2 separate regions of the Homo sapiens genome follow, and region 2 is linked to region 1. Evidence: chromatin contacts called from ENCODE Hi-C or POLR2A ChIA-PET data. All regions are on one chromosome and are shown on one strand. Each heading gives the region's core, a stretch centred on a gene start or an enhancer-like site at or near the end of the contact. The rest is flanking DNA. Distances are from core to core; before and after follow the strand shown. Region 1 overlaps LOC124901574 (a long non-coding RNA gene). Region 2 overlaps SDK1-AS1 (SDK1 antisense RNA 1).

Evidence for each region. Hi-C counts contacts between places; a loop is a spot of excess contacts on that map. ChIA-PET counts read pairs that join two places held with the same protein, here RNA polymerase II (POLR2A). Pooled maps may share reads with other maps.
Region 2: a loop to region 1 is called in a map of PC-9, with 7 times the contacts of the local background. The contact joins two enhancer-like sites. A Hi-C loop is called at or near these places in 2 of 168 maps with a recorded cell type or tissue (PC-3 and PC-9) and 2 of 50 pooled maps. POLR2A ChIA-PET finds 5 or more read pairs at or near these places in 2 of 52 experiments (AG04450 and RWPE1).

Annotation. Positions count from the first base shown.
Region 1 is chr7:3,193,210-3,196,138 of GRCh38, forward strand. It overlaps LOC124901574 (a long non-coding RNA gene), which reads right to left. Exons shown (of 2, transcript XR_007060192.1): 2 at 885-2,929. Among named protein-coding and RNA genes, the nearest start is that of SDK1, 110 kb to the right of the region's middle. RefSeq lists an enhancer at 1,593-2,273. Within about 2 kb of position 1,547, at least 4 of the 41 ENCODE cell types and tissues checked have a DNase peak (open chromatin) inside an H3K27ac peak, as active enhancers do; they include PC-9, where a contact is called at or near this core.
Region 2 is chr7:3,241,852-3,244,780 of GRCh38, forward strand. It overlaps SDK1-AS1 (SDK1 antisense RNA 1), which reads right to left. Exons shown (of 3, transcript XR_001744897.3): 3 at 1,696-2,929. Among named protein-coding and RNA genes, the nearest start is that of SDK1, 58 kb to the right of the region's middle. RefSeq lists an enhancer at 2,042-2,929. Within about 2 kb of position 1,369, at least 3 of the 41 ENCODE cell types and tissues checked have a DNase peak (open chromatin) inside an H3K27ac peak, as active enhancers do; they include PC-9, where a contact is called at or near this core.

The DNA.
Region 1 (2,929 bases), core at 297-2,796:
TCTCGGGTTGGTTATCTGTTCTTAATTCAGATGGGAAGAACAAGACCCGAAGTGGAGATAGTTCAATCCCCTACCCCCAATTTCCCAGCCGCACCGCTTAGGTACCCCCAAGTGGCATCATGTGACCACTTCTGGCTATCACGTGGTGAACCCCAAAACTTGGGTTCACCCTGAGATGCCACATGGGTTCTTGGCTTCATGCAGGAAGGAATTTAAGAGTGAGCTGACAGAGTAAAGTGAAAGCAAATTTATTAAGAAAGCAAAGGAATAAAAGGGTGGTTGCTCCATAGGCAAAGCAGTGGCATGGGCTGCTTGACTGAGTATACTGTCAGTTCTTTGTTGCTCATATGCTAAACAAGGGGTGGATTATTCATGAGTTTTTTGGGAAAGGGGTGGGAAGTTTCCCAAACTGAAGGTTCCTCCCCTTTCTAGACCGTATAACATAATTTCTGAATGTTGCCATGGTGTTTATAAGCTGACATGGTGCTGGTGGGAGTGTTTTTTCCCAAGCTAATGCATTATAATTAGTGTATAATGAGCAGTGAGGATGACCAGAGGTCGCTTTCCTCACCATCTTCGTTTTGGTGGGTTTTGGCTGGCTTCTTGACCACATTCTGTTTTATCAGGGGGGTCTTTGTGAGTTGTACCTTGCAAAACCAGTCCTGCCTATTCTTGTCTCATTTATTCAAGATGGAGTCACTCTGGTTGGAAAGCCTCTGACATGGCCACTGAGTAGGTAGCAGACGTGGTAGGTGCCACCTCTGGGTGGAAGTATTTTAGAGCTGGTGCAAGATGTCCCTGGTCTGTGTTCCCTGCCACGACAATTGTGGGGGCCACAGGTTGAGGTGTTAGCATTGCGAGAAACTGAGAACCAGAGAGACCGATACGGAGAACGGGAGGATTGTTTATTTTAGGTACGCACTGGCTCAGTGGATTCGCATCCAAAAAGCTGAGCATTGAACAACGACTGAGTGGGGTTTTTATAAGCAGACTTACAAAAGTAAAACAAAAGCAGTTAATCATATAGTGTATAATTTGTGGCCTTGTAGCTGCGTCAAAAGAAAAACAAGAACTGGCTAAATACAGACATTTGTAAAACATAATCACGTTTAAGAAGCCTGGGAAAGGAGTAACAGTAAAGTAATTTATCTTTTTCTCTTTTTTTTTCCTTCAACATTGCTCTGGGGGAGAGGGGTGTCTGAAGCCCATTCCTTTGGCCTTGGCTGCTCGTACAGCATTATCTTATAACTGTCCTTGAAGTGTGCTTGCTAGGCAGAGGAAAACTTCTTTTTTTCTTGTGAACCCTTGCCTGTTACTTTTCTTGGAGTGAATGAATGCATATTTATTTTTAAATTTCTGCCTCATTAGAGCCACCTATGAAAGCAGACTGGATCGCTGAGTCACTCAGTGGAAGCCTGTTTCAAAACACAGTGTATCAGTAGAAATTTTGAGGTATAGTGAAGCCAACAGATCAGGAGATGATTGCTATTGAAAAAGTAGTTTGTTACTCACAGTTCCCAGGAGGAGGGGACACCGCCTGCCACGCCACACAGAGCCACACGGGGAAGCACCAAGGTCAGTTAGGAGGTGGAGGGAAAAGAAGGCTTTGTTTGGTTTGGGTGGGTTGTTTGCATCTGAAAAGTGCTGTCATGGCAACTTGTATCTCTAGAAATTGGCTAACTCTAGGGGGTCAGCGAGGCCCCAGATGTCAGAGCATTGGAATGCAGGAAATAAAAGATGTGGTTAATACCAAGACAAGTGTTCCGGAGGGCTGCACAATCTGCACTGGACTTTGTGGGAGGGGAAATTAAACTTTGTTCTGTGAAGCATTCATACTTGGGGATTCATTTACCACCGGCAGTGTGCTACTGCAGGAACACAGGAGAAGCAGGGGCATGTGAAAAAACAGCAGTCTCAGCATAGGCATAGCATCTGCCACACTGACAAAGTTCGTTCATTTATTCATTCCAATATTCAGCCAGTGGTTGTTGAGCACCAGCTGTGTGTCAGGCCTGGGGCTGGGGACTGGATCACAGAGACCAGGCACTAACCCTGCTCCCACAGACCTCTTAGTCTCACGAGAAAGGTGACACATGTGAAAGGACAAGGATGGGCTGGACACAGTGGCTCATGCCTATAATCCCAGCACTTTGGGAGGCCGAAGTGGGAGGTGCTTGAGGCCAGGAGTTCGAGGCCAGCCTGGGCAACATTGCAAGACCCTGTCTCTACAAAAAAGAAAAAAATTACCTGGGCATGGTGGCATGCACCTGTAGTCCCAGCTGCTCTGGAGGCTGAGGAGGAAGGATCGCTTTAGCTGAGTTGGAGGCTGCAGCGAGCTGTGATCTACACTCCAGCCTGAGCGACAGAGTGAAAGCTTGACTCAAAAAAAAAAGAAGGAAGGACAAAGATGATAGAGTGTGAAGACTGCCATGCAGAGCTGGGTCTCCAGTGGGTGGGTAAACAGAGGAGGGAGTGAATCAGGGAGGACTTCTCACAGGAAGTGACACTTAGGGTAGGTGTTCATGGAGTTACATAAGAATTCCCTGTGCAGAGACAATGGGCACAGATGTTCTGGGATGTCTAGGAAGCACATGTATAAGGGCACGTCCAGGTCTGGCAGAGTTCAGTGGGGCTGGAGCAGAGGAGCACTGGGGTATGGTGAGACATGGCTGGAAAGCCAGCTGGGTTGACATCTGCAAAGGCTTTGGGTGCACTGACAAGGGCTGCAGGTGACTGACGGCCATGCAGGTGACATTAGGAGATTGGCAGTCACAGCCTTTCCTTCTTAAATTCCCCTCACCTCCTTCAGTGGCTGTCCTATCAGATGATTAGTGTTCATTTAACCCCTCTTGTTATAGTTGGGGAAGAACCCCATAAGCTCCTCTAATTTAAGGCAGGGATAGTAAATGCCATCCTCCCTTCCAGCACT
Region 2 (2,929 bases), core at 119-2,618, 48 kb after region 1:
TTGCAAGAGTGTAGTGTGCATGAGATTTTTAAAACATTAACATCAATATCTACAATCTTCTGGCCACCCTCCGTGCTGGCCTTTGCCATGCTGACCTGGGCAAGGGGTGGAGGGGACAAGGTTGGAAAGCCAGGGCTGGCTGCATGTCTCCACCTGCGGAAGGAGAGGAGGTGGGCTTCAGGGAGAAGAGGGGGCAAGGGAGTGGCATTTGAGGATTAATGAAGAGAGACAAGGAAATGAGATGAGGGGCTCCCGTAAGGACTTGGGCTTTGAAGGGAGAGGTGTGAAAAGTGGGTTTTTAGGACAGCCCTCTGCAGCTGTAGGTCTTCCGAAAGAAGTTGTTAGTAAAGACTCTCACTAGGTCAGTGCTTTTTGGAGGGGGATTTTCTGTTGGTTGCACTGCTGGCTGTTGGAGAGAGTCCCTATTAAAATAGAAAATAGAAGGCCCAGTTTCCTTTGGCTTATGGTGAGGTACAAGGCAGGGCTGAAGGAGGTGAGGCAGGTGGATACACAGAGTTTCACACCTCAGAGGATCTCTTGGGCCTGGAACTTTTCTGTACACAGAAGGGAACTTTGGGATCTTGAGGAAATTTTAGCTTCTCTAATGCTCAGTTTCTTCTTCTTTTTCTTTTTTTTTCCTTCCTTCCTTCCTTCCTTCCTCTCTCTCTTTCTTTGTTTCTTTCTTTCTTTCTTTCTTCCTTTATTTCCCTTCCTTCCTTCCCTCCTCTCTCTCCTTCCTTCCTTCCTCTCTCTCTTTCTCTTTTTCTTTGTTTTCTTTCTCTTTCTTTCTTCCTTTCTTTTCCTTCCTTCCCTCCTCTCTCTGTCTCTCTCTTTCTTTCTTTCTTTTTTCTTTCTTTCCTTCTTTCTTTCTTTCGTTTTTCAGGGTCTTGCTCTGTTGCCCAGGCTGCAGTACAGTGGTGCAATCATGGCTCACTGTAGCCAGAACCTCCCTGACTTAAGCAATTCTCCTGTCTTGGCCTCCCAAGTAGCTGGGACTACAGGCACACATCACCGTGCCTGGCTAATTGTTTTATTTTTGGTAGAGATGGGGTCTTGCTATGTTGCCCAGGCTGATCTTGAACTCCTGGGCTCAAGCAATCCTCCCACCTCAGCCTCCCAAAGCACTGGGATTTCAGCGTGAGCCACCACACCCGACCAGTTCCTTCTTTAAAATGAAGATCATAATGATCCCTGCACTATAGTTTTATTACAAGTATTACATAAAACCACACGTGAGAATAGAACTAACCCACTTCCCGGCCTGGAGCAGGCCCTTCATTCAGGCTTATTGAATCTGGACCTGCTTTGGCCCCACCCAAACCGATATGCCCCAGGTCCTGTTTATTTATGGACAGCCCTCACCCTATGGAGCTGATCCAGTGTTTGCCCCACAGCATCATAATGGCATAGGCAACAGGACAGTGTCACATTTCACAGCAGCCTTTCTTCCCTGTTCTGAAGGAGGGAGCCACATGGACGTTTTAGTGGACAGAGGAGAAACACACACATGCTTTGTGTCATGACAAGGCTCTGCCATTGCACTGGCTCAAGATCAAGGGCCTAAAGTGAGGAACAAAAGGCCAAGGCACACCAATGCAATAGAACAGTAACAGCATGTACCGCTGACTCAGGTCCTCTGCCTACCCTGGGCAATGTCTCCCTCAATCTTTGCAACACCCCTATGACATGGGTCAAAAAGTGCTCCTTTTTTTTTTCCTGAGACGGAGTCTCGCTTTCTTGCTCAGGCTGGAATGCAGTGGCACAATCTCAGCTCCGCCTCCCAAGTTCCAGCTATTCTCCTGCCTCAGCCTCCCTAGTAGCTGGGACTACAGACATGCACCACCACGCCCAGCTAATTTTTTTTGTATTTTGAGTAGAGACGGGGTTTCACCATGTTGGCCAAACCTGTCTCGAACTCCTGACCTCAAGTGATCCGCCCACGTCGGCCTCCCAAAGTGCTGGGATTACAGGCCGTGAGCCACCGCGCCCAGCCTCAGAAGTGCTCCTTTTTTACCAATGGAGAAACAGCCCAGAGAGGAAAAGCGATTTGCACAGAGTCACGCAGCTGAAGACTGGCAGATCCAGGCTGTTTGCTGTCAGTCTGAGCTCTCGAATTCTAAGACGAGCCACTTCTCTCGGGAAGCCAGGAAGGCTCCTCGCAAATCCTGGTGGAGAAGTGGTTACCTCAAAGCCCTTTAAGCACAGTCATAAACTTACCTTGAAGGGCCAGGTAATCCGATCATAGAGTCGGCGTTCAAAAAAAAAATGAGGTATTGATATGTTTATCCTCACCCTCATAACCTGTTCTATTCAAATAAATTCAGTGTGCTCAGTTCTGCAGGGAGTGACAGAGCTGCCCCGAATCAGATGGTGCCACGCACATCCCATTTCTCTTGCGGGATCATTCCTGGAGGAGCTTCCTGCAGCCAAATGACATCGAGTGTGACCATTTCAAAGTACAAACAGGATTAAAAGGAAAACATCTGTACCTTACTAGGCTGCACTAACTCAGTTACAAACAAGCTGTGTAGATATCCAAATGCGCAGTGACTTTTGCTGCAGAGGTGGGTGGTGACCATCTGGACTGGGCATTGATTAGAAGATAACTGGACATCCGTGTGACTGCATCCTTGGTGGGGGTCAGGGCACAGAGATATATGTTTGATTCCACAATGTCAGTGTGACTCAGAGACCCTTTTGTTGTCGTTGTTTATATTACAGTTAGTGAGTCACCCACTACACCTCCCTCCTGGGATGAAGTCCTGAGCTGTAGAATGACTCCAAACAGGCACGACTGCTTTATTAGCAGGCTTTGACTCCCATACAGGGCTCTGAACATCAAACAAAGTTGGCCAGGATTTGATCCTCAAAAGAGAAGATGGGATCCCATCAAGATGTCCACATGCCTAACGCCTGTTGGTCCAAAAGA